2 separate regions of the Mus musculus genome follow, and region 2 is linked to region 1. A link is a loop called in an ENCODE intact Hi-C map of the cell type or tissue named here. Cell type or tissue: left cerebral cortex. All regions are shown on one strand. Each heading gives the region's core, and the rest is flanking DNA. Links, peaks and the distances in the headings are about the cores only. Region 1 holds the start of Odc1 (ornithine decarboxylase, structural 1). Region 2 overlaps Nol10 (nucleolar protein 10).

Region 1 (15,412 bases), core at 2,334-10,333:
TGAATTTATTACAGGAAGTTGACTGCCGATGTTGTATGATACTCCCAACTGTTACTAGGTGGTGATGCAATTGGGAGTCAAGGGTTGAGGGAACAGTCAGGGTTTCTGCAGGCAAGGACTTCAGATGACCTCCCTAGGAAGTGGCCATGCCAACCGGTCACTAGGCAGGTGACATTCCTCACCAACAGACTCTGGGCAACAAAGTTCTCAGCCAACTGCACACTTGGGATGGGCTAAGCAGACTGATGCTGTACAGAGAGGGCACAGCCTTGTGCCATCCACCTCTCCTCTGTGCTATGCGGGGCTAGCCCAACCTTCAGATCCACAGGCAGTGGGTCTCTCCATGACACAGCAGCCTGTGCAGATGTTGGTGCCTTCTTTAAGGATACTTGCAAACATTCCCTGATGCCCAGTTATTTCAAGATACTTTATTTTCACAATGGGTCACAACATAAGCTTCTGGCCCATTCTGCCAATGTACAAGCTACAAACGCTTGCTCAGCAGCTGAGGGGCACACGTTAGTATCATGTCTGAAAAGTGAATAAAAATCCATGTAATACAAATATTCAAAGTTTCCATAGGAACACAGTAAGTGTGACCCCCCATCTCCTAGCCTTCCATACTGCATTGGTGCCAACCCTACTCTCACAAAGACATCCCAAACTAGCAGTAAGTTAAATGGTCCCCCCAAATGCCTTAACACAAGCTAAACTTGCAGGCAAGAGCTACAAGAATGGCATCTACACATTGATCCTAGCAGAAGCACAGGCTGCAGGGTGACGGTCCATCCCGCTCTCCTGGGCACAAGACATGGGCAGCGTGCCATCATCCTGCTCCTCCACCTCCGGCGGGAAGCCATGGCTCTGGATCTGCTTCATGAGTTGCCTGAAAACAAAGAGGTACATATATTCAAAACCCAAGTGTCTCCAAATTTGGGCAGCCTCCCAAGAGGTCTCCTGAGACCTCACCCTTGTCACTACATCACCAGGAAACAACCCAATGCACCACAGGTCACAAATGCCAGCTGAATACTTTAGTTGCATTAATTAACATTTTAGTTGCAAAGGATCTAATTGCTTTTAGTTCTAAGACCTTTCCTAGTATAAGAATCTGTAAGCAAACAGTATTATTGGAGAACTCCCTTCCATTTATCTGTATTTAGATCAAGGTACAAAAATAATTTCTTATATCAAAAAGACAAAAACCAAAGTACAAGTTCAGTCCTTTTCTTGAGACAGGCAAGCAAGTTATTATTCTATCAAGGCCCTCACTCAAGTGATCCCTCCCCTTCAGCACATATTGTTTTCCCCATAGTATGTGTGTATGTATGCACCAGGGATAGAACCAGGGATAGCTTCTGGCTCCTGGTTGGCAAATATTCCACCACCAAACAAGCAAAACCAATCTCACTCACCACATTGGCCGTGACATTACATAGTAGATGTTTGGCCTCTGGAACCCATTGAAAGTAGAAGCAGCAGCAACAGTGTATGCACCCATGTTCTCAAACAGCATCCAATCACCCACATGCATTTCAGGCAGGTTACAGCGCTCCACGATCCGATCAAGGCCATCACATGTTGGTCCCCAGATGCTGGATGAGTAATACTTCTCGTCTGGCTTGGGTCTCTGAATGAAGAAGACATTGTTCTTTAATAGCCCCGAATCCTGTCCACCATTCTCACTGCTAAAGAGCATGCTCAGAACTTACCTTCTGCAGCAGGGCCTTCACATGGGCATGATCATAAAGAATGCAGTTAAATGATCCATATACTCCATCATTCACATAATACATGAAGGTTTGTTCATTTGACTCATCTTCATCTAGAAAAACAGATCACCCTAATTACCACCCAGCATATCAACTTCCAGTTACCCTACATGACTCACCCTGCCACCACATACCGTCAGAGCCGGGCTGCTCCTTCCACACGGTTTTTTTGGCAATGATGTTGACTGCAAGCGTGAAAGCTGATGCGACATAGTATCTGCCTGGCTCAGCTATGATTCTCACTCCAGAGTCTGATGGGAAGTACTTGTCCAGAGCTGGGTTGATTACACTGGTGATCTAAGAGGGAGAGAAGGGAGCAGCCATGTTATGCAGTGTGTAAGGAACAGGACATGACCCAGCAGGTCTGTCACCAGGCAACACCAACACCCCTCTCCCTGGAAACCAGTCTGCACACCATTGCCTATTCCCCTCTCAATTGTTCCAACACATTATGAATATTTTTATTAAACAGCACAAAATAAATTACAAAAGAGGGACAAACGCTGAAATAATTCTGTTAACAAATAATGCATGCCAAGATAAACCTCCTTCCACCCTGCCTAGCTCACATAATTGTACAAATATAACACAAGCACTAAACAATGGCTTCATTTCCTAGGAGACATTAAAAATATATGGGAGACAGGGATGACAGTACAAACTGAGACAGAACTGAAGTTCAGGGAGTTCAGGGCCAGCCTAGGCTACCGTACACCAGTCAATGGGATTGCAGCGCCAGGCCACTTGTTTGTTTGGCACCTTTTAATATCAGTAAAAACACCAAAATGGAACCTACTAGATATAAAATACCCTCTGTAGGTCATTAATTAATAATGAATGCTGTAATTACCTCTTCAAATTTAAGCTTTGTATCTTCAGATCCAGGAAAGCCACCACCAATATCAAGCAGATGCATGCTGAAACCAACTTCTGTCTAGAACCAAGAAAATTCAAGTCAAATTGCCAGAGTTTAAATGCACACGACAGATGGGTTTAAAATCTGTCATGCAGAAGGCTTCCCCAAGAGACAAAGTCTAGACTCTAATTATCTCAGACAGCCCCTCCCTCCCCTTGAACAAGTCCCGTGTACTCACTGCCATGTCAAACACACAGCGGGCATCCGACACTGCCTGAACGAAGGTCTCAGGATCAGTACATCCACTGCCCACATGGAAGCTGAAATACAAACAGGAAGCTGGTCTTTCACTAGTTCTCAGGAAGAGAAAGGGCCTTAAAATTTCATGTCTCAGCCTGTAATGACATCACTGAGATCTCACCTCACACCAATGACGTCAATATTTAGCTCTTTTGCCCGTTCCAAGAGAAGCCTGCTGGTTTTGAGTGTGGCACCAAACTTAACACTGAGGCGACAGACAGCTTTGGAATCATCAGTGGCAATCCGTAGAACCAACCTAGGTGGAAGTACACTGTGTAAGTGCTCTATAATGCTCATCCGCTCAGGAGCCTACGTGTAGGTGCTGCTGCTTGTCTGACACAGGGTTTAGCCTAGTTCTACTATGTATAGGAATAAATAAATGAACCAAGATATGAGTCTGCCCAACAAGGCCCGGCCTTTTGTGCTCTATCAGAAGACTCACTTTGCCTTTGGATGTGCTCTGGCGACTTTCATCAATTCAATTTCACTGTCAAAAGTCATCATCTGGACTCCGTTACTGGCAGCATACTTGATTTGAGAGACTTGTTTACAAGGATTTGCATAGATAACCCTCTCTGCAGGCACCCCAAGCCCCTGCACCAACTGTATTTCAGTCTGAAAGAGAAGAGCAGTGTTGGGCTCTATACAGACCAAGTCTGACAAACAAAAGCACATGAAGTTGTCATGTGCACCTCAGCTTATTAATAACACTTATTAACACAACTGATGCCTCCTTGGGGCGGGGTGAGCAGTCTTACCTTGCTTGCACAGTCAAATCCTGTCCCAATGGCAGCTAGGGTGCTCACTATGGCTCTGCTATCGTTACACTTGACTGCGTAAAAGGGAGTGACGCGGGGAAGAGCTTTTAGCCACCTCAGATGCTTCTTTAGAATGTCTCCGAGGTCCGCAACATAGAACGCATCCTTATCGTCCTGGAATGAGAACAGGTTCAGGGACCTCATTAGCTGTCCAGCAGCTGGCCACACTGAAAACCCTTTTCCCTTCCTTAATCAAATTCTATCCCTGTTAGCAGTCACTGACATGGCATGACCAACCACTAGACAGTCCACAGTCACATTCTAGATTCTCTGGCAAGACAGGCTCATGTATGGTGCTAGGAGCTCTCAGCAGAGTTGCGGCCTTCCGTGGGCTTCCCGTACTTACAGAGGAAGAGACTTCATTGATTTTTTGGTCCAGAATGTCCTTAGCAGTAAAGCCTTCATCAAGGATGTGGCAGTCAAACTCGTCCTTAGTAAAGCTGCTCATGGTTCTCGATGTGCTTCTGAAACAGGGGAAGCCGCAAGTGAGCGGGAACACACTCAAAGTCGTAGCAATGCTCCAGCACAAATCCACAAGTAAACCGATACTTACACAGGGAACCTGGAGATGGAATCAAATTATCACCAGCTCCTCACAAGGTCGACTTAGCCAAGAACTCTGAATGCTGCCTTCTTGGAGTGGTGGAAACACTAGTGAATAGAAACACAAGATGTGATCTCCCTTGGAATCTTACCATTAAAGGTTACACGCTGCAACCATACACCAGAGTAAACAGGTGAAATAAAGTAGCCAGTACAGGAAGAACTGTGGGTGGGAATCCCAGGGCCTAGGTGAATAGACACCACCCTCCCCAAACAGATTCCACTGTTCAAAACTGAATGCCACAACTCTATACATATGGGACATCTCTCCAAAACAGAATGTGTCTCAGAAGCATATCTGCATACAGCCCATTAACTCTGGCAATATTACTGTATTACATGGCTTCATTTCTGAGCCGTTCCAGGTCTTCAGAAACTTCAAATGGCATTACAGTAACTACATGCAGCCCTGAAAATATCTTATTCCTTCCCACTTTGTTATGCTGAATGATCTTAAGTGAATACAGTCATTATCATCTATCTAGAGCACTCAAACTCAGTGAACAATCCATCAAAATTTTCCATAAGGAACTTTCATGCAGTACTAGCATTAAAACAAAACAAAACAAAACAAAACAAAAACCCAAACTCTTCAAATCAACAGGATATTGTTAGTTACTATTATGAGACACCAGTATCCCAAAGCCTATATTGCCTAACAAAATGAGCACTTCTGGGATCCTGACTGTCCTCAAATGCCTTCTAATATCCACTTAGTTATGGATAATAACCATATGGAAGGCATTTTTGGTCAACTTTATGACTAACAAAAATAAGCAAGGTCACCACTCTTAATAAAAGCTTCTGTCTGGGCCTTATGAAATGGACAACAGCAAGTGGCCAAGTAAAACTCGTTTTTTTCCGTTGTGTGACCCACTTCAGTGCCTGCAGCCTACAGGCACGGAGGCTGGGCAATGGTTAGGAGCCACAATTTGCTCTAGCATGGGACACTATGAGAGGCCCACGGGGAAGAGCCTGCCATAAATCCAAATCCATGCATGGTTAAACATGTTAAGCCTTAATTTAACGAGACTTTTGGCAATGTCAACTTCCGTTAGCTGCCTAAACCTCTCCTAAGTTAAGACTAGAGAAGAGAGCCAGCCAACTCGTTGTATATCATTTACAACTGATGAATGGGCTTTGGCAGTAACTTTGTAATTTTAGGTCTTAAGTATTTTCCAGGCAACCTTCCGGTTTAAACACGAAAAGCTTTGAGATACTGTTTTGCCTTTCTGTAGCTTTGCCTAAATAATATAATAGATAAGATCTGAAAGAAAAATGTTACTAACACATTTTGGTATGGGAAGTAGCTAAATCGTGTCAGACAATTAGCACAAGAAGGTAACTCTGGAAGATATAAGCCAATTAAAACAGAAAAGAATTCCAATCAGTCAAAGTCTGCCCGATCTTAGGTTTGAATAAAACAAACCACTACATTCTTTGTCCTCTCCCAGACATTCCTGACAGGCTCTGCCCCCCACACTTTTTCCAGTTATTGAGGATTCTGAGTAGGGTTTCCGGGACAGCCGGGAACCCGTTTTCCCCTAAACCACTAAGTCATTCAAGGAGTTCTAATTCCAAGTCACAGCTGGTGGGTATTCATTAGCAGTGACTCCCAGACTAAATTTGGTCTACCAACTTCCACTCCGGGTCATCGCCTCTGCTCTGTACACGTAGTGAAACTAAAGAAAGCAGCAGGAAACTAACTGCAGGACCGCTGCTCGCGGCCGCGCTCCCCTGCACCTGCCGCGGGCTTGCCCTCCATCATCACCCGGGCAAGTGGAGCGCTGAGTCCGGCTGACGCGAAGAGGGCTCCCATGGGGGGATCCGAGGGCTTGCAGCCGAGGTCCAGGAGCAGCTGCCTTCAGGGCGGCGGCTCGCAAGGTCACCGGTCCCGGGCCACGTGTCCCCTGCCGGCGGCCGCAGTCCGGGCCTCGCGACACGTGGCCGCACATCCCTCCCGCGTCCCGCTCACCTCACAGCACGGTGGCCCGGCTGGCCTGACCCATGGAGGCGCCGCCGCCAAACCCCGAGGAGCGCCCGTCCGTCCGTCCGTCCGCCCGCCGCCGCCGCCCCGTCAGCCGCCTCGTCGAGCCCGCCGCAGACGCCGACCGGAGGTGGCGCCGAGCTGCTGGCTGAGGGCGGCCGGCGGTGGCGGCTGCAGGGACTGACAAAGCCCGACGGTGCGACGCGCCGCTACTTATACGCCGAGCACGTCGTCATGGAGACGCACCAGCTCAAACCAGCCGCGATCGGTTCCGGCCGGGAGGCGCGGGGGAGGGGCGGGGACTCCGTGGCGGCCAACCCGGGTCCCGGCGCCGGAGGCGGGGGACGCGGGCCGGGCGCGTCAGTGGGGCGGGGCGCAGCGCGTGCCCACCCACCCGCCCATACGCCCCGCGCTCCCCGCCGGGCCTCGTGTCGGACACGCCCTGCGGCAGGCCTGCGCACGCGCACCACATCACCAGTCCTGGCTGCCAGCATGCCGCAGGGCCCTATGGGCAGCGGGCGGGAGTCGGCTGGTGCATGCGCACATGTACCTGGTCGCCAGTCTCTCGCCCCCTACCTCTCCGCCTAGGCACACAATCTCTTCCCCCTCTCCAGGTCCTAACGGCTGAACCCAGACCTGGAAGACTAGCAAAATTCTTCCTCGGCTTTCCATTCAGGGGGTGGTATTCCCTAGCGGGGCAGGCGTATCGCAGATGCAAGCGGAGGATGGATGGGCCGTGAGCTGTGCGCCGGCCACATAGACTAGACTTGGTGGCGCAGACTGACCCTGCATCACGACCCTGTATGCCTAAGCCTGAAAGCTTGCTGAGAGACAAGCCCGCGGAGGCTGACCCGGCCACTCCGTGTTATGTTGGTGGCTTCCAACTAGATGTTAGGCATCAGTTGCATGCTAAGTACGCCTTCTATCTAAGCAAGGGTCGTATTGAAAGGCGTGTTAGGGACAAGGTAAGAGGTGGTGGACAGCCACCAGCTGTCTCTCTTATTCTGTCTTTCAGGGTAGCTACAACTTTGAGAAGCCTGAATGCGAACAGAGTCTGGGCAGTAAATTTGTATCCACCAAAGTTACATTGTTAAAGAACAAGTGGGACTGACTTACATATTCAGTATTGGAAAAACACACGAACACTACAATTTGTTACTATGTATACTATGTATACGATGTTAATGGTTTGTTAATTCTCAGTTAAAACCCCTCTCCCAGCCCAGACGTTGAGATACCATAGCAGTACCAAAAAACTAACTTGAATCACAGCAAAGGAAAAAACTTGAAGCTTTTCAAGGGCCTGAGCAGGGCCAGATGACCCACACCTTTAATCCCAGTACTCAGGCAGAGGCAGGCTTTTGTTTATTTGTTTTTTGTTTGGTTTGGGTGGTTTGTTTTTGAGACCTGGCCTCTCAGTTTAGCCCTGGCTTTAGTGGAACTCTACCTGCCTCTGCCTCAAGAATGCTGGGATTAAAGGTATGTTCCTTCTCTGACCAGCTAAATCTCTTAAGTTTGAGACCAGTATAGTCTACAAAGAGTTCCAGACCAACCACGGCTACATAGTGAGACCCTATCACAAAACAAAGTCAAACAAACAAACCCCACTGGCTTTTCTCCAGAGGTCCCTAGAGAAAATCCACAACCCAGCTCCACTCCCAAACTGTTGTGCAGTTTTGTGCAAGCCTTGGTCTCATGTACCCAAGGGTCTTTTACAACCACAAAGTCCTGGGAGGAAAAACCTTAGTACACACTTCCAAGCCTGGGTCATAGTCCATAGATATTTGTTGAATGAGTGAATGAAAGAACGAGTGATTCACTTCTCCCTGAATCATGGCTTCTGCAGAAAGAAACAAGAGCCACAAAAGCATCAAGCAAGCTGTCCATACAACGATGGGATGGGCATTTCACTCTTCTCTTGGGCACCCTGCTCTTCCTTAGTTTTATATAATCCTGGAGCAGTCACAAGGTACCATGCAGAGCAGGAGAAGGGTATGGGATCCCCTCCTAACAACCCTTTTCTTCCCCAAGGACCAGATTAGCTGTTTTGACCAGTCAAAGAACATACAGCCCCAAGCGTTCAATTAGCATCTTTATCTCTGTGATGGGAGATAATCATAGTGTTTTAGTTTTGGAAACCTTACCTGGGAAGAAGAGCGCAGGTCTTGGTCAGGAAGACCAGGAGACCATTCCAAATTATAAACTACTCTGGCTCTATCACAACTGCCTATGTATGTATGGCACCAACCCACCCACATTCCAATTCCTGCCCAAACCCTCGGGAGGTGGTGTCTTGTACATGATCCAGCTGACTGTCAGGGTGGGGACAGAAGGTAGGGAAGGAGGGGCCCATTTCCTGGGGTAGTGGCCCTGCTAGCTGGTGGTAGACAGGCTCCAGCATGGAGAGGTCCCCAAAGCCGGTCTGAAAGCAGCTGAGCTTGAGTCATAAGACTCAACTACTAACCTGCATTCAAGAAGACAGACCAGTGGTGACTAAACCCAGGCTTAGTCAAACGAGTGGCATTACTGATATTATTTTCACCGGTTCCTCCCTTTCCCTACCCATCTTCCTTAAGAGAAAATCAACAAAGGCTAGGCTACCACTCAACACAAGAGTGCTTGCCCCTTTCTCCCTAGGGGCAATTTGAGGCCCCAAGTTCCATTGCCATTGTCTCTCCAAAGTAAAGCGATGAGACCTTATAAAATGCCAATGTCCAGAATGTTATCCTGACATGCAGTGAGGTGTTTGTGCTAGATTGTGCAGAGGCACCGAAGGATGGATGAAACCAGTGTAGATGCTGCTATTAGCGGTGTTCTCAGTTACTGTCTTATATTCTGGGGCTGTCTCTGACTTTCTTAGGGACTCTCAGCACTTGCCCATGGTAAAATCCTGAATCTCACGCCCCTCCTTGGAGGTGCAAGCTCAGTGTCTACAAGTAGTGATGGTTGGGCCAAGTTCTAAGAGCTCTAACTTTATTTTTTAAGACAGCATCTCATGGAGCTCAGGTCCCTGTGTAGCAGAGCAGAGCCTTGAATGGCTACTGCCTCCACCTCCCAAGTACATGGGGTAGTTACAAATGTAAAGAGGGCCCCTTATGGGAAAAGAATTACATCGCATAAAGGAATAACCAGCAATTGTATACAAATCCATTTACTTGGTATTGGCAAAGTCAAGACAGGGCTTTCATTCATCCATTGGTTCATCCCCTCCTAACAACTCCTTTTTTTCCCCAAGGATGAGATTAGCTGTCGTGACCCATCCGAAAATGTGCAGCCTGAAGCATTGTTTGTTTGTTTGCTTGCTTGCTTGTTTGTTTTAGATAAGGTCTCATTGTTGTATGTGTGGCTGGCCAGGAATCTGCTATATAGATAAGCTACCTGGAACTCACAGAGAGTATGCCTCAGTATGCCTCAGCGGGTATTGAAAGCATGGGCCATCACACCTGGCTTCAAGATAGACTCTTAAAAGAGGAAGAGAGGAGGAGGAATCCGTATCCAAAGTCATATCTGTCTTCTAGGAAAAGAACAGACTAGCCAGACATGGTAGCACACACCTTCAATCCTAGTGCTTGGGAGGCAGAGGCAGGTTCAAGGCTGGCCTGGTCTACAAAGCTGGGCTTTGTACAGCCAGGACTGCTCACACTGAGAAACCCTGTCTTGGAAAGAAAGAAAGAAAGAAAGAAAGAAAGAAAGAAAGAAAGAAAGAAAGAAAGAAAGAAAGAAAGAAAGAAAGAAAGAAAGAAAGAAAGAAAGAGAGAGAGAGAGAGAGAGAGAGAGAGAAAGAGAGAAAGAGAAAGAAAGAAAGAGGGAGGGAAGGAAGAAAGAAAGAAAGAAAGAAAGAAAGAAAGAAAGAAAGAAAGAAAGAAAGAAAGAAGGAAGGAAGGAAGGAAGGAAGGAAGGAAGGAAGGAAGGAAGGAAAGAAGGAAAGAAAGGAAGAGAGCAGACTAAAGTGAGATTCCTAATATTAGGCCACATAAGGAAATTAGCACCTGCCTTGCTAAAGGTGCACAACTCAAGATACCTGGGCAATGGAGAGCAGTCACCAGACAAGTCACATCTGGATATTTGACCCAAAATAGTGTTCCACTGCTGTAACTCACCAATGCTAGACTTGCCCTGAAATTGTGTTGAGTGTCTCCAAAGAGCTAACCCTCCCTCCGAGGCAGAAAGTGTGCCACCTCCACTGATAATCCAAATAATGTGCCCAAGGCAGGGAAGGCAGCTTCCAGGTTGTTCTGAGCAATGGTGGCATCATCAGAAGTGATGGCATTGCTCCAGAGGATCTCTTCTAAGCATCAGACACCCATGTGTACAAGTCTCGGTATTTTTATTATGAAGAGTGAAGTTACATCATGACCCTACCTTACCCAGCCCTGGTAGAGCTTACTGGGATGGGACCAGACAGCAAGCCCAGTAGTGGAAACTGGGACAGGACTTTCCCAAGCCCAGCAGGCTCAGGGGCAGGTCAGTGGCCACACAGGACGTGGCAGTGAAGTAACCCCTGTCCTGAGGTTCATTTTAGTGGCATCTGTGGTTTCTGTGGGAGCAACTGGCTGCTAAGAACTCCCTCCTTATTGTGTATTTTCTAGAATTGGAGACACAAGAATCCGAGTATTTATCTTTGGGTAGTGTGCTCATTCTGCATGTCTGTTGAGTTCCTGTATATAAGAGACAACACTGGTAGGACCAGGTTCCTGAGGGTCTGCCAGGGGCCACTAGAAGGATCAGCTTCTGATTCTTAAAGAAAATGGCATGGTTGCTCTTTTTTTTTTTCTTCCTTCCAAGTGCCTGGTGATAGTCACAAAGCACATTTCTGCTGGGTTTTGCTCTTGTCACTTTTTTTTTTTGGCTGGAGCCACACCTTTGTGGCCCCACCTCTGGGAAGCCCCAGCGCTGACAAGCTTCCCTCCTCCTTTTGTGGTAGGGAACAGTGTCTGGCTGGCCCTTGCACAATGAAAGCTTCAGGAAGGTAAGCACTTTTCCTGGAGACGGTATGCCTGTCAATTTCCTGGCAAGTTGTGGTCAAGAACACCTTGAGGGGCTTCTAGGAAGAGAATCCACATGCGAATGTATCAGCGCAGGGAGGGGCTGTGCTGCGTGACTGGACAAGAAGAGTCTAAGCAGGACCTCCACCTGATGCTCTGTACTTCTATGCCAGGCCCTGTCAGGCCCCAAGGAGAAAGAGAGGAGCCAAGACAGTCCATTCTTTTTTCAAATTTAATTTCATCTATTGCTGTTGTTGTTGTCATTGTCGTCGTCATTGTTGGGTGTGCACGTGCGTGAGCTACAGTGCGCATGTGAGGTCAGAGGACAACCTGCAGCAGTGGGGTTACTCTTTCTACCATATGGGTCCCAGGGATCAAACTCAGGCTGTCATTTTTGGTGACGTGCACCTCTACCCATTGAGCCATTTTACCAACTCCAGAAATCCCATTCTTGAGTAGTTCATGTTCAGAAGGGAGGTCTAGCTTAGGGCTTTCGCTTTGTTGTGTAAGTCACCAGGGACAGTGGCTATAGGGACCCAAAGGCAGAGACATCAGAAATAACAAAGAGAAGATGTGCTGGGCTTAGAGGCATTTAAACAAAGCTGGGATGAGTTGAAAGGGTCCAGGGCAAAACCAAGCCATTTGAGCACAGAGACCTGGCCATGCAAACTCTCCTTAGGGAGAGGGTTGCAGGCTGTGGGTACATGGGCAGCAGCTCCCATTCTAGCCTCGCCTCCTTTCTCATGGCCTCAGCTAGAGAGTGTGGAAGGCAAGAGACCCACTAACTACATAAAGCCAGAAAATCTCTCCTTATAGTGTTTTATGCCTGGATTACCCAGGGTCCAAGAAGACAGTTTGGTGGAGGGGTGAACAGGAAACCACATGGTTGCAGATAAAGGTTAGTCCCTAGGCAGGTGATAAGAGGGAGTCCCTCCGGGGCTGTGTCGCCCTGGGCTCACAGGTGGGAATTGGGCTCACAGCCTCAGTTGAGGGCGCTAGAACCTCCTTGGGGAGAAGGGGAGAAGAATCCAGGGACAGAAGAGACCTGGAGGGTAAGGGGAACGTGAGAGCTGCCAGACTAAGGACGGGCTCTCCCCGTTCCCAAAGGCACATCCAAATCTTGCTAGCCATTTCCCTGTACTTTGTAAGAGTTTCAGTGAGCCCCTGAGGACTTTCCATATTGGCTTGAGCTATATGAAAACTCAAACAAAGCCTGGTTGTCTCTCATTTCCTTCTCAAACACTGAAAGGTGGGGAGGAGGGGTCTTTTTTATACCATGGAAAACTCACTGCTTAGGGGCTGGAGAGATGGAGCAGCAGTTGAAAGCTTATACTGCTCCAGCAGATGACCCATATTCAGTTCTGAGCACCCGCATGGAGGCTCCCACCTACCTCCCACCACCACATTAGTTTCAGGGGATCTAATGTCCTCTGGCCTACACAAGCATCTCCACATACATACTGCATATAAACTCATGCAGGCACACGTATCCATAGAAGTAAAAGATAATTCCTTTAAGAAGAAAAAGTAGAGAAAAAAGAAGACCCACTGCTGTCTCCAGTCCCACCCCTCCACTACAGCTTTCTTTCTTGCCAAGAATAATGATCCCCTGTTCCTACTCAGTGTGCTGTCCCAACTTGTCCCACAGACTCCCTTCCAGCACACCCCTCCACTCTCCACAGACAGCAGGCATCTGCAGGCAAGTGGTCTTCCAGTTCTTTTCGGCAGTACCTAGGAGTCTGCAGGTGAGAGGTAACCAGGCAAGACCTTTTTGGAGGACTGGACAGGAGGTGATGGGGCAGAATCAGCTACAACTCCTCAGTGAGCAACCATTTGTAATGTCTCAAGACTGGGTGCACACCCTAATATCAAAGTTCTCCTCTTATCTGTGCCTCTCTCATGGCTATACCTCAATATCAAACTGGGTTGGGACTGCCTGACAGGCTTGCGATAGGCCATGTCCTGCAGCAGGAAGAGCCCAGGCTACAGCTGAGAATGGAGGCAAGACCAGGAAAGGCAAGCAGCATAGGGGAATGGGTTCTGCTTGGTGGCTTTGGGCCGCCTAGCCAGCTCCATCAGGAAGTGAAGGCTTCCCTCCTCCTGTGCAGGCTCCTGACTCTCTTGGACACCAGAGACCCTGTCAAAGGCCATGTGAGACCTCATTGCATCAACCGATGCAGTGTTCACCTTCTGCAGGGACACTGGTGGATGGAACCCTTGGTCTCCTCATTTGATGTCAGGTTACCCAGGTGTCCTGCTCACAGCAAGCTGCCACCCCAAGTCTAACCATCTAACACGTGAATGGGACACCTCAAGTAAATAACCCTATGCCAGCCAATCACGTACAGTGGGCACCAGATCTTCCCCCCAGGTATCCTGATTCTCCAAATCCAACCACATGCACATGGCTGCTTGCCCCAAGTGAGCTCTGGAGTAATTTGTTACACAGCTATGCAACTGAAAGAAGCAGCTTGGACCCGTTTTGGTTTTGTTTGTTTGTTTGTTTTTGGTTTTTCAAGACAGGGTTTCTCTGTGTAGCTCAGGCTGGCCTGGAACTCACTCTGTAGACCAGGCTGGCCTTGAACTCAGAAGTCCGCCTGCCTCTGCCTCCCAAGTGCTGGGATTAAAGGCGTGCGCCACCACTGCCCATCTTGGACCTGTTTTGCTTTGTTTTGTTTTTTGTTTTGAGATTCTCCATATAGCCCTAGCTGGTCCTGAAAATCAGTTATGTAGACCAGACTGGCCTCAAACTCAGAGATCAAGCTGCCTCTGTCTCTCTGAACAGAGCTGGGATGAAAGATATCCTGCTTTCCCTATCAACTGCCCCCAAGTTCAATTTCATTATCTCTAAAGGGGAAGTAACCTGGGATAGTCATGACCACATAAGATGGCTTATACAGTGTTAACATTCTGTCTCAGCTCCACTCCACACTTACCTGGCTCCCACACACACACCCCTCCCACACACACACAGAGTTACCTGGCAACAGCCACGTAGGCCTGACCTACTATAAAAGGGACTGCTTGTCCCCTCCTCTGTCTCTTGCCTTCTTACTCCCTCTGTCCCATAGCCCTTCCCCCCTCCCCCACCCCCACACTCATGGCCGGCCTCTACTCCTCTACTTCTCTACTCTCTCTGCCTTTCTCTGCTTCTACTATATTCTTGACTCCCCTCCCCACGCCCTGAATAAACTCTAGTCTATACTATACCATCCATGTGGCTGGTCCCTCAGGGGGAAGGGATGTTTTGGCATGGGCCCACAGAGACACAACCTCCCCCTCCCCATACCTTACCACACCTCCATAGAACATAACCCCCTTTATCTTTTCATAAACACATCATACAGAGCTATACATTTGTCCACTATATACACTTATTTACACATTTTTTTTGTTTTTTGTTTTTTTTTTTTTTTTTTTTCAAGACAGGGTTTCTCTGCATAGCCCTGGCTGTCCTGGAACTCACTCTGTAGACCAGGCTGGCCTTGAATTTAGAAATTCACCTGTCTCTGCCTCCCAAGTGCTGGGATTAAAGGCGTGCACCACCATGCCCGGCTTACAGATTTTTTAAATGTGGTGCTGGAGATCAAACCTAGGGCCTTTCACCTGCTAAGCATATATTTCTACTAAGTATGGCAGTAGGCATAGTCTCCCAGCCTGATATGGGCTTTTAAAACCTCAGAGCCCACCCTAGTGACACACTTCCTAAAAAAAAAAAAAAAAAAAAAAAAAAGACCACACCCGTTAATTCTTCTAACCTTATCAAAGTGTTCCATTCTTTGGTGACTAAGAATTTAAATATATGAGCCTATGGGGTCCATTCTTATTCAAACCACCTCAGATAGTTTAGTAGTTAAGCAGTCAATACTACTATTTGCTCTCACCAAGGACTCAGGCTTGGTTCCCAGACCCTGCATGGTGGCTCATAACCATCTATAACTCGGGGGCTAGAGAGATGGCTCAGTGGTTAAGATCTCTGGCTGCTCTTTCAGGGGTCCTGAGTTCAATTCCCAGCAACCACATGATGGCTCACAACCATCTGTAATGGGATCTGATGCCCTCTTCTGGTGTGTCTGAAGACAGAGACAGTG
Region 2 (15,412 bases), core at 2,937-10,936, 120 kb after region 1:
CTGTGGTCCCCGTGGTGACGTTTTGAAAGCATATTAAATGGAGTACCATTTGTAAACACATGCTGACACTGGGATGTGACAATGTAAATGGGGCAGAATTGACCAGACAGGAGAGAAAGTAACTTGAGAGGCCTGGGGGAGCGTGGGGAGCTGAGGGAATGCCCGGAATGTTCTAGAAAGAGGAAGGTCAGTGTGGTGACAGCAAACAAAGGAGTCTGTGCCAGGCAGGGTCCTTCAGGGACTCAGGATGTTACTGGATGAGAAGAGAACCAGGGGAGGATTCTGAGGAAAGGATCTGAACTCAATCTTCTTCCCAGAAGCCCTTCTAAGTCCCGCACCCCTGGGCCTGTATTTTCTGCTGTCTGCCCTGTGTTAATCCTGCCCCTCCCAGCATGTCTGCTTCCTTCAAAGGTTACTGATGAAAATACTTGAAACAGAAGATTTAGGCATTGGGATTGGGATACTAAAGCTTTGAGAGGGATCTGGAGCAGAAGAGCACACATCACTCAGGAACCCCAGTCCTCCAGGGCCTGGTGCCCAGCTTTGGTGCTACACTTCTCACACTAGCTCCTAAGTCTCACCGGGAAGGACAGCTGCTGGCAGGACTGGACAAAGCCACATCCTAGTGCTGGTAACGAGCAATCACAGGTTAGGGTTTGAGCCTGAAATGTCTCCCACAGGCCTCTAACTTAAACATCTGTCCCCAGATAGTAGTTAGGATGTGTGGGGATGTTCTTTGAGGTGAAGGCTAGCTGGCAGAGGTCAACCACAGGTTGCTCAGACAAGCCCTTTAAGGCCCTGTCTGGGTTTCCATTTCCTGGCCTGTAGTGATGTGAACAGCATCTGCACACCCTGACACCCTCTGAAACTAAGAGCCAAGATGAATCCCTTAAGTCCATATTGATTATTTTGGTGATAGGTGTACAAAAGCAACTGATATAAACACAGAAAAATGACAGAGTGGGATACCAGCATGCACAACAATTTTAAAATGGGAAACTTTGAGAAAGGGAAGAGAGGGCACCAGGGGCTCACAGCCCCAGGAGGGATCTGCTTAATAGTTAATAAAGAGGTAGGAGTGTGTGTGCGCGTGGGTACGTGGGTGCGTGCATGCGCATGTGCAGATTCATGTACCAACAGTCAGAAAGTTCTTGAGTACACATCACAGGCTAAAGAGACAAGGGTCCAACAACACTGACTGCTAACTAATGTGTCCTGCCTTGTGGACTCACCATAGGTACAGCCTAACGAGCTCCCATTCTATTTGTTTACATGAGAAACTCCAAAGTATGGAAGCTAAAGTGAATTTTAAATTTCCACAGGCAGGAGTCTTCCTCAGAGAAAATGTCCAAAGAAAAGCATCTCCTTTTATAGGCGCTGCCTGTATCAAATAGTACTTCATCAGAAAATAACTACGTAATTTTGTGATAAGCTAAACAAATAGCCAGTAGCGTTCACTTATTATTTATTAATTTATACCCTTGATATAAAAATAGCTTAAAAACTATACAAAGGAATATAAGCAAGCCAGTCAGCCTGCCAACATACTCATGCACATAAACAGGGCCACTCAGCAGTCATCATGTGACTCAGTCCTGAGGGGCAGAAGACAGTGGGGACAGACACTCTGGCTGGGCCTGGTGGTGCATCCCTTTAACTTCAGCACTCAGGAGGCAGAGGCAAGTGGATCTCTATGAGTTCAAGGCCACAGATTGAATTCCAGGACACCCAGAGCTACACGGAGAAACCCTGACTCAAGTCTCAAATAAACAAATGACAAAAAAACAAAACAAAACAAAACAAAAAACCCCAAACCATTCTTTTTTTTGGGGGGGGGGGGTTCCAGACAGGTTTTCTCTGTGTAGCTCTGGCTGTCCTGGAACTCACTCTGTAGACCAGGCTGGCCTCGAACTCAGAAATCCGCCTGCCTCTGCCTCCCAAGTGCTGGGATCAAAGGCGTGCGCCACCACGGCTGGGCTAACCCAAGCCATTCTTACAGCATGATAATGTCCTGTTTCCAGTAGAGGGTGAACTTTTCACTTCATGGAGGCCTTTCCAATATCTGAAATGATGCCTGATCATCAGCAGGGGAGAAGACAAGATTTAAGGGGGGCGGGGGAGGGGGAGAGAGAAAGGGGCAGCCACTTGGAAAAAGCACCCAGGGCCAGGGACTTCTCCAGGTGGGTAGTGGGCCAGTCAGACCACCAGCACCATGCACACACATCTACACGGAGCCTGGGTGTGATGCCCTTGTGAGAATCCATGGGGAGAAGCACAGCGTCTAGTTGCTCGTGGGCACATTTCTTTGGTCAGTGAAAGGGCCGGCCTCTTCTGGGTCTGGACCTCAGGTGGCTGGCCGACCTGCGCAGATTTTTCCTTTCCTGACGATGCAGTTTTTCAGCCTCCTGTTGCTTCTTTTGCTGTTCAGACTAAAAGAAAGTGAGGTGAGTAGAGGAAAGGGTCTGCTATAACCCTCAGGGAGGAGCAAAGGCTGCCAGACACACAGTCCTGCGACCAACACTGTGCAGCTCAGCATCACGTCCTGGTGGCGGCAGGAGTTGGACAAAGAACAATTTTCACTGTCAAAGGAGAAATTCTGAATCCCTGGGCAAAAAGAACACACACACCGGGAAGTGTCTGTCCACACACCGGGAAGTGTCTGTCCGCACACCGGGAAGTGTCCGCACACCGGGATGCTCTAAGAGGACTCATGCCTACTTCTGCTTGCACACTGAAACTCTGAATTCATTCACAGACTTAAAGACAAACAAAAAATGTTGCATTTTATCAAATGCATATCAAACGTGTTTTTTATCACACACATATTAAAGTGCATTATGACCTACACCTGATTAGATAACTCATTAGGGCTGGCTCCAAAGAGCTTTTGGATGCTAGGGAGGGAGAGAGAAAGAGGGGAGAGGAAGGGAAGGAGGGGAAGAACAGACTTGCTATTATTGACCCCTGGCAGTCTGGCAGGGATGGTCTCCACATGAGTTTTCTATCTTCATTTGCTTGAGAGGTGGCAATGCTCCCAGATCCCACTTTCTTTCCAGTGGCACCCCCACTCTCAGCAGACAATCAGTGCAGAACCTCCTGAATAGAGGAGCTAAGGAGTCTGAAATCCATACCAATACTTGCTGTTGGCACTTGGAGCTTTAGCACACTTGGATAAAATGCAGATAGATATTCACCAGTGTTTCCCTCTTGAAAAAACCATCTGAGTTTAAAGAGAGGGTGTGGGACGATATGGTGAGCCCACAAAGGGCCCATCTCTGCATTCTGGTAGCTTGGGTTCCTATATTACTCCAGGTCCATTTCTGATGACCAATATATCCTGTGCATTTTCAAAATAAACCCTGCCCAGTATGCCCTTCCGATTCAGGTGGCAGCCTCCCTCTGCAATTCCAGGGTCCCTTTCTCACTGGGTGGAGTAGGGGATGGAGATGTAACCACATCTTCCTGGTTCACTCCTATGGTCAACATTACGTCAGGCTGGTGAGGTGGCTCAGTAGGTGAAGGTATCTGCCACCAAGCCTGGTGATCTGAAATTGATCACCTGGGGGGGCCAAATGGTAGAAGAGAGAAATAACTAACTCAAGTTGCCCTCTAACCTCCACATGCATGACATGGCACCCATGCACGGACACACACAAATATATAGAAAATACTGTATGTCAGGCCTCTGCTTCCTAACACACTGCTTAGACTCTTTGCCATGAGCTCACAGGCACTTCCTCCACCAGAGCACTTACTTTGGGCTAATTTGGTAAATGTGTCATTTGCCCTATTTCCTTAGCAGAGAGAATGGGCTGAGCCTCGCAGCCAGTCAGAGCACTGCACTGGTTTCCTGTGTTAACAGGGAGACTCTGGCACCTAGGGACTACACTGCCCTGGAGACTAAACTGCACATCATCAAGACCCTCACAGAGTTAGCACAACTATTTAATTCTGATGAATGAGGCTCTGCGTTTGTTTCAGTGAGAACTTGGGGGGGGGGCAGGGGCAGAAGAGGGGGGAGCATATTCTGCCCTACATATTAATAAGTTCCCCTTAATCCTCCCCACCCTCCACAGTGTCTGCATCGCTAGACTACCTTCACACTCATCATCTTCCTGCTTCAGCCCCAAGAGCAGATTAGGGTTGTGGGTATGCACTACCAGGTCTGGCTTCTAAAATGCATGTCTTGTTTTTTGTTTGTTTTGTTTTTCAAGACAGGGTTTCTCTGTGTAGCCCTGGCTATTCTGGAACTCACTCTGTAGACCAGGCTGGCCTCAAACTCAGAGATCCACCTGTCTCTGCCTCCCAAGTGTTGGGATTAAAGGCGTGTGCCACCACTGCCCAGCTAAAATGCATGTCTTTAGATGTGCTGAATCCAGATAGACAGAATGCTGGGAGCTCTAAGGATTTTTGGAGTGTGGGCCTGTTGTTACAGTATGAAGCAGGACTGTGGGCAGCTCTGGACAGCTTCTCAGCCTTCTCCAGGCCAAGAGCTGCCAGAGGAGCTGGGAAGAGGCCTCTATTGTTCTGTGGACAAAGCTCCCCACACACAAGGTCTATCATTAGCCTCTCTCCCCAAGGCTGCGCTGGGAGACCATGCCACTGTGTCACCCACTCATCAAGATTTACAGGGCAATTAGCTCTTTTCCAAGTCAGCTTTCCTCTTTCTCCTTGTTCCTGTGCAGCTGCAGCCTACAGCCCTCGTGGGGCAGGGGAGAGGACAGACGCTAGCTGTGGAGACATACACACATTCTCCCTGTGAATTCTACTGGCACTGTAGAAAGCACCTACAGACATCCTGGGCAACTCCACGATTTTGCCTCAGTGTATCATATACAATAAACATAGAGCAAAGGGAAACGTCTATAAACAAATACACAAACATGTTTCTAAATATATATTTAACAGTGATATACTAAATAGTTAAGAGCATGCCAATCAAGTAATAAAACTCATAAATCAAGCATTAATTGACATAGCATATTCTCCCAAAGGGTTCTGAAGCCTACAGTTGATTCAGCTCTGATGTCACTTCAAGCAAGTCTCAGGGTATCTCCCCATCTTTTCATTTTACTACAAATTTACAAAATGACATTCAACTTTGTGCATTCTGACTTGAAAGTTCTGTGGCGTGGAAATGACTGCGTCTTCTCACTGCCAGAGCCAGGCCTGTGACCAGCATCCTCCCACTGAGCTATCTCCCCAGCTCTGAGACAAAAGCTTCGAGTGGGACGGTTACAGATCTACTGAACATACTAGAAAGCACTGATTGGCTTGTTGAGTGTGGGGATGGAGTTCAGCAGTAGTGTTACCTGCATGTGCATTGGCCTGGGGAACCGCTAGTAAGCGGTAGGAGAGAAAAAGAAAAGAGAGCATGAGGGAGTGACCCTTTTCTGTCGAGTTTTCCAACTTCACGGAAAGAACTGACCAGTGAGCAGCTCAGACGGCTCAGGCTTGTGCCTGCCTCACCGGGCTACAGGGGCTATGGTTATGGAATAGGAGCAGTGCTGCCCTGCGGTCTGTCGGGCAGAGCCACACAGAGAAACTGTGGATCTGTTCCTAGAGATGGATCCTGTTTCAAAGGTGACACAAACTTGCCCCTTATAGATTACAGATAACAAAGCTAACAAAAAGCCCTGTTACACAATAAGCCTTGTGTTGACAAGTCATACTCTGCTCATTTGATTTCAGGAGAAAAAGGCTAATGTATCAAGTGGTTTTAGCTTAAAATTCTGAGAATACATTACAGACTGACAGAGTTTTAGAACACTGCAAGAACCACACTGCTAAGTGTGTGTTCTTGTGTGAAACACAGAGCTCCTCCTGTGTATATTGAGAAAAAGAAAACCTCGAGGGATTTTATGGCACGTAAGTGGCATGTCAGTTTAGAGAAGCAGCCATAGGGAATGGCAATCACTTTTGCAGACACCCTTTTTGTACTTGATGACTTTGTTGAGGAATCTGACTGAGAAAGAGAAAATTATCTTTTTGAGAAAAGACACCTGTCATTTTAGTTGTTAGTTAATGGCAGATACTTAAGCAACTTAGTCCCTCCCACAATGTGCAAAAGGCATTAGCACTACAGTGCGCATAAGAAATAGATCTTTGCCGGGCAGTGGTGGTGCACACCTGTAATCCCAGCTCTTGGGAGGCAGAGGCTGGTGGGTCTCTCAGTTTGAGGCCAGTCTGGTCTACGGAGTGAGTTACAGGACAGCCAGAGATACACACAGAGAAACCCCACCTTTGCCAAAAATCTAAAAGAGAGAGAGAGAGAGAGAGAGAGAGAGAGAGAGAGAGAGAGAGAGAGAAAAGGAGGCAGGGAGGGAGGAGAGGAGGGGAGGGGAGGGGAGGGGAGAGGGGAGAGGAGGGGAGGGGAGAAGGAAAAGCATCTTCAAGACAATTTAAAACAGATTATCACTGACTGAGAAATCACCCTGGGAAATGACTTTATCTGGGCAAGTCTCTTGGTAGTCCTTTCTAGGTAAGTACTGGGTGTGTTTATCCCCTTCCTTGTTCCCTCAGACAGAGCTCTTGTGTAGCTAGGTTGTACGATGGGCCAGAGAGACCCAGAGGAACATAGGTTACCAAGCAGGGCTGCCTCCAGCATGAGGCTTTTCCCCCTTGACTGTTTTTCTGTAGCTGTCACCCAGCTGGGGCTCTGGCTATAGGAAACACTGGAGTAGGGAACACAGCTTTCTCAATGAGAAGAGCTTGGGAGAGAGGTCCCAAAGCCATACACATACCTAGAGCTTTTCTGTGTGAATTAAAAATAAAGTCATGGAACTACTCACCCTCTTGAGAGTAAATGTCAACTGCTTGCTGCCAACAGTGGTGTCCGATACATTCAATGTCCCATGTTTTGCTTCAAGTTTCAAACGATCTTCCAGAGTTTTGCTGTAGGAGGTTAAAAGAACAACATATTCATTAACATGCTTTGATTGACTATTTGGAATAAGGTTTAATTAGGACTGATCATATGAACAAGTCTTTCATGCACATGATAAACAGTAACCCTTGTCTAGCAGAGCCCAGAGTCAGCTGCCCTCAAACTGTCATTTTCCATAAGCACACTGTAAAAACAGTGGCTGACAAAAACACTAACTAATTCAATAGTTGAGGACCTCAACCTCAATGGCTGCCACTTAGCTCACTGGATTATAATTCTGGAGCTAAAATGCAAGGAGCAATGTTTCTGGCCTGTGTTCTCCTGGGGTAGTTTGCAGCGATGGTGATTCTAGGTCACTCTATATTTAAACCAGCGAGGTGGGTGGCCATGCAGTCCCTTGTTCACCTCCTACAAGGAACTGGGTGCAAGTCGAGTTTCCAGTCACAGGGGGTCTCTGACACCTTTAGTTTTTCTTCATCAACCTTAGTCAATCCCCATCTTCTGCATGGACAACCGAACACAAATTCTGTCCACACTGACCGGGAACAGAAACAATTTACATACTGAGCAAATTCTACCTGATTTCTTTCCATTGAGATGTCTGCTGGTATCTTAAGGTTTTGACACTCTGTTCCAGAATTGAATCTCAATTTACTTCTTGATGAGGTTTTCTAAACTATTCTAGGTTCTTTATACAATGGCTATCTCCCTAACTGTTGGTTGATCTGTAATTTTCTTCTTTATACTGAAAAATCCTTATGTGCTTCCAATGCTGGGGAGAGAGCGTGTGTGTGTGTGTGTGTGTGTGTGTGTGTGTATGTGCGCGCGCGTGCTGCATCTATACTAAGACAAAGACTTTTTTCTTTATAGTGCAAGCTGGTCTTGAATTCTAAGCAATCTGCTTTAGCCTTCCTAGTCTGCCTGCTCCAGAGCACAGCAGAGGGAACCAGAAAGGAAGAGTGCTGTTTCCCTTGCAGTTCTCTTTCTTCCTTTTCAAACCAAGTGAGTGCACAAAAATAAAATAAAAGCTCAAGGCCCATTCCATCTCCCACCTTCCCTTGAGAGACCCCACTGAGGACCTCTTAAAGTCCCTACTAAAAACCTGATAAAACAAGGAGCAGGGCAGTTTGTGAGAGGCATCCTCTGTCCCCTGGAATAATCTCTGTGACTGATTGCAAGTGGATCCCTGCTCTTGAGGGAGCTACTACACAATGAAGTTCCTTTGAGATTTTAAAGCCAAGGTTTGATGTTCACACCATGAGAAGTTCACTGCACTTTATAGCTACCTGTAGCGTGCTAAGCACACCTTCGTTACATAGTCTGAGGCATGAGTGGTTAGCAGAAAAGTGGTGCTCTTTTCTAGGCGATCACGTTATTAAGAAGCACTTTTAAAGCACTTTTCATCTTCAAAGTTCTTTACAGACTAACTAATTAATCCTTTCAACATCCCTGAGACAGAAGTATTTATCCTTTATAGATGGCAAAAGGGAGGTAAATGTTAAATGACTTGCTCCAGGCTGTATGTGGATCAAGTCTAAAGCCAGGGTTCCAGGAGGGAGTTTGCTTTTCAGGTGTGTGTGAGACCACAGATTTATACACATCTCTTCAGGAGACATGTCCATCAAGTGTTCCCAGTGACAAGCTTCCATATGACAAACTGGAAGGAATTAAAATCTAGTTGCAATTTTTTAAAAAACTCAAAAGTGAGGCACGAGCTGACTGGTGCAGCAGGCTGTCCATCTAGGCAGACTCCTCAACCTGGTCACGGCTGCTCTTTTTACAGCTCGAAACGTCGAGCTTCAAAGTTAGCAGGAATTCTGAACTATGGAGCCACCGAGACAAAGTGGGCCACAGAGCACCTTAATTTGGGAAGTAAAAGACTTTTCAAGTCAATTGTGGGAAATTACTACTCTTTAAGAACACCCCGACTTCCTCCACACTAGGGCACATAACTGCCTTTCTCCCAATGTTCTCTCCTCCTGTACCTGTAAAAACTTGTTCTGTCTAGGCTGCTCAGAGAGGCAAGCTGAGTGTTAGGACGAGCCATGGCAGAAGATCAGAGACAGCTCGGATGGTGTGCAGACTTCTACATTAAAGCAAGCTCCCCTCCCCTCCCTTTGAACATCAGTGTGTGGCTGCTACCCGGCAGGTCATCGTCTGCTGCTTGAGTGTGACTGGTCAGAGAGAAGATGCAGGACAGACACAGTGCAGCAGCACATGGGACAGGATGCAGGGAAGCAGGCAGGTAGGGGATGGGCTGGCTTCCTTTACTTCAGGCCCTCCTTATCCCCTCGAGCCCAGGCTTCAGGTCACTTCAGACACTTTCTAGTTGGTACAATTACGTATTTCAGGAAAAAAAAATATAAGCAGGACAAGTTAAAAAAACATTATGCTGATTACAAAGAGAAGACACAGGAATTAAGATTAGGAGCTGAAACACCCAGCTATCCAGGGTAGAACATAAAGGGAAGAGCCTAAACGATTAGTAAGGATACCTTAATATAAAAAAGAAAATGGGCATAAACTACAAGGGGGAAAAAAAATCAAATGAGTTATTTATTAGCTGCCCCAGGAAAGGAGAACGACTTACTTCTTTGAGGCTTAAAATACACACATACGTTATAATTTCTTTAATTAGCAACATTTAATTAAAAAAAAATCACTCTTCAACCAGTTTTTTAATCCCTCTGCAGGGGAAGGCAAGCTAAAAAGCAGAAGGCAACGGACCTCAATGTTCCCCAGAACAGATTCTAGTTACATGGTAAATGGAATCCAAACATAAAATATAAACAGTGCTTTAGTGTTTCACGTTTTAACACTAGGTACTCCTAAATCACCAGTGCTGGGGCCACTGGCTAAGAACATCTCTGTCCTTGCCGAGGACCCAGTCTGATTCCCAGCACACATCAGAGACCACATCTGTCTAAAACTCCAGGGTATCTGCACATACTTCATGCACATAAACTCAGGTAAGCACATATACATACACACTAAATAAGTGCATCTTTTAAATAACTGACAAAACTTTGCTTTTCCTATAAAAGTTTCAAATACTCTCAATATTGCTAGTTTGCAAGTGGTGCTTCATAAGCTCCAGTGAGGGTGATCAATTAAGCAGTCAAAAATGTGATGTTTCAATCTCTCAGCACACTCAACTAACCAGATGTATGGCATTTATCTGACTCAACAAACATGTTTTCCCTGGGATTCTATTTCTTACTAAACATGTCCTCAGTATTCTGTAGCCTTGCACATCATACAAAAGGGCTAGCATCTCTCAAATGAACACATACCACAAGCCCAGCCTTAGGGCTCCATGTGTCCACTGGGACACCACCAAGAAGACACCTTATGAACACAAGCTGCAATTCCAGCTCTATGCTTTGAATGTCAGATTTGCTTCACTTCACAGGGAACATGCTGGACATTTCAGTGCTACCCTCAACTGTTCCATTCTGCTTCGGGGTTTAAATCAGGAGCCACTGTTAGAGTTGGTGTCTGCCTCCCCTACCTTCACACAGCCTTTTGGGTAATAACCTGGCTCTGAGTCTGTAAGCTCCTCTTGCCCCTGGCCTTGGGTAGGGTCTAGGCACATGGACCTTTCTGGGTATGAGGGACAGCTCTATCTCTTCTCAGACTCTCTTTGACAGTCTGAGTGGCTCCTTGGAAGTACAGTCTCTTTCATACCATTGGTCTAAAGCTGAGAGACTTGACCATGGGTTTCTGAACAGGGGCCTCTTCTGCTTCTATGACTTAATTCTCCGATGAACACGCAGTATCGTTACACAAGGTGTTTGTGTTACTGAGGGAGGGACTGCTGAGGACAGGTCCGATGATGTTAATCTCAGCTGGACAGTTCTCCATGGCTTTCCAGGGGTCTGCTGGGACTTGTCCACACCCCACTGAATGCTCAGCACTCTACCTTTCAAAAGACCAGTTCCAACAGGACTCTCACAAACGGTTTCCTGAGTTTTCCCTAAATCAAGCCCCTTTCTTTCTTTTCTCCCTTCCACACCTCTCTGATCAGAGGATATCTGCTAGGCTAGGAGTAACAGACATGTGTCCTTCCTGTCCTCAGCGTCTAGGAGGGTCTTAGTTCATTCATACCAGGCATTCCTTGGATGCTTGATGAATGGATAGGGGGTGGGGAAGCTGATAAGTGGGTAAATAACTCACAAACACAGCAACGTGTAAAGCATGAAAATTTGTGTTGATGGACATGTGTATTTATCTAAAACCTGCTGACTATTGACTGTTTACTTTCTCTGCTACAAAAATAATTTCCAAGCTGGGCAAGTCTGAGTGAATATTTAAACACAATACATCCCATTTTGTTGCTGTCTTTCCTGGACTGCCTTGTGGTGACTCATGGGATAAACATAAGGAGTTATTTCAGGTCTCTAAAGGATAATGGTTCAATGCTTTACTAAGCTGTATTAAAATCTGCAAGCCCAGGATTTACCACAATAATCCAGTCAAGACTAGCACTCGGTAAACTGCTTTTGCCAGTGCTAGCCAGCCCCACTGGGTTAGCCCTTTAAGAAGCAAGCTAAGTAACCTCCCCAGCTCTTCTCATAGCGACTGTTTTTCCCACCGACTGTGCTTCGCTGCAGGGATTCCCTCAGCTGCTGTTTATTTCTTGTTTACTGCATTTTGTTTATTTAGTGCAGAGAAGGAGCATTTGTGGGTAGTCAGACAGCCTCTAGTAGCCAGCTCTTTCATTCCACCATGAGGGATCTAGGACCAAACTTAGGTTGCCAGCAAGTGTCTTTACCCATTCAGGCACCTTGCTAGACCTGATGTTTACTCTTAAAATTTTTTAAATTACCGGAACAATCTGCATGAGTGTGTGCTGTACGAGAGTGAAGCTGGAAGAGGGAGGCAGGTTCTCTGGGAGCTGGACTTACACGTGGCTGTGAGCCTTCTGATGTCAGTGCTGGAAGTAAACTCAGGCTCTTTGAAAGAACAGCAAGCACTCTCTTCCATGGAGCCATTTCTTCTGCTCTACTAAATAAGAATTTTTAAAAACCCTAAAAGTATTTTAAAACTGTGTTTTATGTATATGAGTGTTTCATCTTCATATATATGTATCATGTGTGGGCCTGGTTCTGTGGAGGTCAGAAGAGGGCATCAGATCCCCTGGAATTGGCGTTTCAGATGTTTGTGAACCACCATGTTGGTGCTGGGAACTGAACCCTATTTGTTGAAAGCAACAAAAAACCAAAAAGCCAACAGATGCTCTTAACTTCTGAGCCATCTCTTTAGCCCCTAACTACAAACTTTTCTCCTGCTTGTTTGTCACGTGACTATCCAGCTCCAGCCCACAGGAAGACTGTTCTCAAGCTCAGCCATCCTCCACCCCCCAAAGTGGCCTAACTCCTATGGCTACACTGAACACAATCACTGCCGCTTCCTACCAGCGTTTACCAGGACATGAGGTTTTCTTGAGAAGACCTGAAGGGGCAGCTGACAGGCTGTCCTTCCAGTGTCTATTCCATTCCAAGCACTAGCTGGGAGCGCACGAAGCAAGACAAATGCAACAGAAAATAAACAATAAAAGCAGTCTGCAGCAGTGGTCTGAGAGTAATCCTGGACAAAGCAAGTTGCACAGCTATGGTGTGCCCACCCTGCAAAGCTATTTAGCAGTTTCTCTAAAGGCTAAGGACAGAGCGGCAACATGACTGCAATTCCACTCACGTAGGTAAAAACACATTCCAGCCTGAGCTATGGTTAAGCCAGCTTGGGCTCTCTGTAGAGTGACTCTTGTCTCTAAAAAACCAAAACTAACCAAATGGCTGCCTCAGAAAAAACTCTATCCATGACACTCTCTCTCTCTCTCTCTCTCTCTCTCTCTCTCTCTCTCTCTCTCTCTCTCTCTCCCCCACTAGCTTCTTTTTTTTTTTTTTTTTTTTTTTTTTTTTGGTTTTTCGAGACAGGGTTTCTCTGTGTAGCCCTGGCTGTCCTGGAACTCACTTTGTAGACCAGAAATCTGCCTGCCTCTGCCTCCCAAGTGCTGGGATTAAAGGCATGCACCACCACGCCCGGCTGCCACTAGCTTCTTTATAGCACACCTTTTGCTAACTGGAACACATGTGCTCCTTGGTTCTAAGGAGAAGGAGCAGCTCACCATCGCTGTGCTAGATAAGCGACAGAAGTGTGAAGATGAGAAAAGACATGTTTGAACTCCAGCAGCAACACTGATGCCTTCCCCACCCCACCTTTCTTCCCCTGGACTTTGTAAAAATCCCTGTTCCTGAATGGAAAACTGAGTGCTGGAGAAGAAAGCTCAAGAGGCACAGTAGTATTGGCTCTGCGGAATGTCTCTGGCCCAACCAGCTGCTCCCAAGGGCATCCCAACTCTTCTCTCCAAGATCACTCAGAGTGTCCAGTGTTATCTCAATGCTCTGCTTACAGAGTCTCAAAGGGAAGATGCACTTTGATACTTGACAACTGAAAATAGTTCAAAACAGTACCACTTTTCTGAGGGCTGATGCGCTTTCAGGCTGGTGAACATTTAGAACAGAGCCATATACACCATGTGAGGTGGACAGCCTGGGAGCAGCACGCATATTACATGCTGCACAGCATCTCCAGGGCATGCTTGGCGTCCCACCGAAGCTCGGCACCCACTAAAAGGTGCTCCTCTCTCCTGTCTCTAAGGCCCTGGCAGCCACCACTTTTCCTATCTCCCTGTATTTGACTACTCTACTCATCTTCTATCTCTCCATTCAGTTGTAAAGGACTTAATATTTCAAGCAAAATTCTGAGTAAATTTCCAATAATCAGGTAACTGAACTAGGTAAGGTTTGCTATGTTTGTCTGTGTGTGTGTGTACGCACATGTACGCAGAGGCTGGTGGCCAAAATTGAGTACCTTTTTCAATTACTCTCCATTTTTTAAAATTAATTAATTAATAAATTACTTTTGAGACAGGGTCTTTCTGTACAGCCTTGGGATTTCCTAGGAGTCTAGGTTGGCCTTGAACTTGTAATTCTCCTGCCTTTGCTGCCTGAATGCTGGGATTAAAGGTGTATGCCACTACACCCAGCTTCTTCTTTTTTCTTGAGACATGATTTCCTACTGATCTTGGTTTTTGCAGATTTGGCTAGACTGACTGGCCAAGTTCCAGGATCAGTCTGTTCCAGGCATGAACAACTGCATCTAGTTCTTTTGCATGGGTGCTGGGAATCAAATTCAGGCCCTCACACTGGAACAGCAAACACTTTACCAAAATTGAATCCCCCAGCCCTTGATCTGGGTGTTAACCAGAGGCTCTGTAAGCCTCAAACGTGATGCAAGGAAGGAGAAGGAGCTTGAAGCATCCTGGGCTTCCTAACAAAACTTTCTCAAAACCAACAAATTAATTAAACATCACTTTTGTTAAGAGGCCTTTGCTATGCTGTCTGACCCGCAGGATGTGGACACAGCAAGTACCTAAAGGCTTGGGCAACCCAATGGAAAACACGGGACAAGAGTGAGGCTTTCAGAGATTAAGTGTTCTAACATATGTTAATATATGAAGACTTGAAAGGGCAGGGAGGGCCCAGTGGTTCTTTCTACTGGTGACTTTCCTGCTGGGTTGCGGGGTGGGAGCACCCCCACCCTCTCCTCTGGTACCCACCACCCAGAGAGAACAGGTGTGAGAGGACAGGAAGGTGAGAGGAAGGAGCATGGCTGGACTCCACAGGCTACTCACTTCATTAGTCTCTGCTTGGTGGCAGACTCTTTGAAGCTCCTGAACTCTTCGCCTGCTTTGATCTCGTAGAACTGGGGCTTCAGGACTGTCTGCTGGTCCTCCTTCAGTTGCTCCTGCCGCTTCACTCTTTCTTCCTGCTGAAGGAGTCTGCGCTGCTTCCTGACTTCTTCAACCCAACCTTTCTCATCATCTGAGCTCTCTGAACTTTCTGCATCACTGGGTTTTCCTTCCGGTTCTTCCTCCTCTTCCTGAAATCAAAAATAGCAGGAAGAGCTCTTCCCCTGGCCAAACATGGACCATTAGAGACATCAGCCCATCAGATTACATGACAGCTGCTCCATGGAGCATCAGAAGAAATGCCTTTAATTAATAAGATACATTCCAGGCTGAATGTCAAGCAATTAGTATACAACTAATTACCTCTCATGTATAATCAGAGACTGTATGTTAAGAAGCTGTAAACACACAGTATCTGTCTTTATGAAATGTCATGATTTCCCTCACTTGAGGCTCTTAGATTTTATATAGAATACACATGTGCACACACAGAATCGTGTGCACGTATGACATGAGAGAAGAAGTTCGACCGTTCGGTGGAACAAGAGGACTAACAGGAGGAGAAGGGTGAGGGGGACACAGTAGACTGTGTCAAAGTGTCCTTATGCAACACAGGGCCATGTATACCGCAGAACAAAAGGTCTTTAAAGCAGGCAAACAAGCAGCAGCAGCCACCAGCAGCTGACTGAGCACAGCTAAGCCTTACATCCTTGAGCTCCTGCTGCTCCAAGAGCCTCAGCTGCTTCTTCCTCTTCTCACTGATCCTCGAGACG

Evidence for each region. Hi-C counts contacts between places; a loop is a spot of excess contacts. Peaks named below come from ENCODE experiments on the same cell type or tissue, not always from the same donor. Only the 100,000 strongest peaks of a DNase experiment are listed, where the experiment ranks them.
Region 2: it touches region 1 in a loop (3-fold over the local background); 4 of 42 quality-filtered maps call a loop at or near these places.

The regions. Positions count from the first base shown.
Region 1 is chr12:17,536,081-17,551,492 of GRCm38, reverse strand. It overlaps Odc1 (ornithine decarboxylase, structural 1), which reads right to left and starts at 6,620. Exons shown (of 12, transcript NM_013614.2): 1 at 6,325-6,620; 2 at 4,300-4,397; 3 at 4,093-4,210; 4 at 3,687-3,860; 5 at 3,371-3,543; 6 at 3,050-3,184; 7 at 2,867-2,948; 8 at 2,623-2,706; 9 at 1,907-2,069; 10 at 1,713-1,825; 11 at 1,416-1,630; 12 at 1-886. The coding sequence starts at 4,194. The coding sequence ends at 742. It overlaps Gm22748 (a small nucleolar RNA gene), which reads right to left and starts at 5,347; the gene lies at 5,212-5,347. In left cerebral cortex, for the core only: a CTCF peak has its summit at 6,905; a DNase peak (open chromatin) is centred at 6,731; H3K4me3 peaks cover 2,208 bases; H3K27ac peaks cover 1,638 bases.
Region 2 is chr12:17,416,132-17,431,543 of GRCm38, reverse strand. Nol10 (nucleolar protein 10) reads right to left here. Exons shown (of 21, transcript NM_001008421.1): 18 at 15,346-15,412; 19 at 14,583-14,830; 20 at 6,792-6,894; 21 at 1,449-2,429. The coding sequence ends at 2,310. Among named protein-coding and RNA genes, the nearest start is that of Gm36752, 13 kb to the left of the region's middle. In left cerebral cortex, for the core only: no CTCF peak of the experiment used is centred there; DNase peaks (open chromatin) are centred at 4,589, 7,258 and 7,734; H3K27ac peaks cover 524 bases.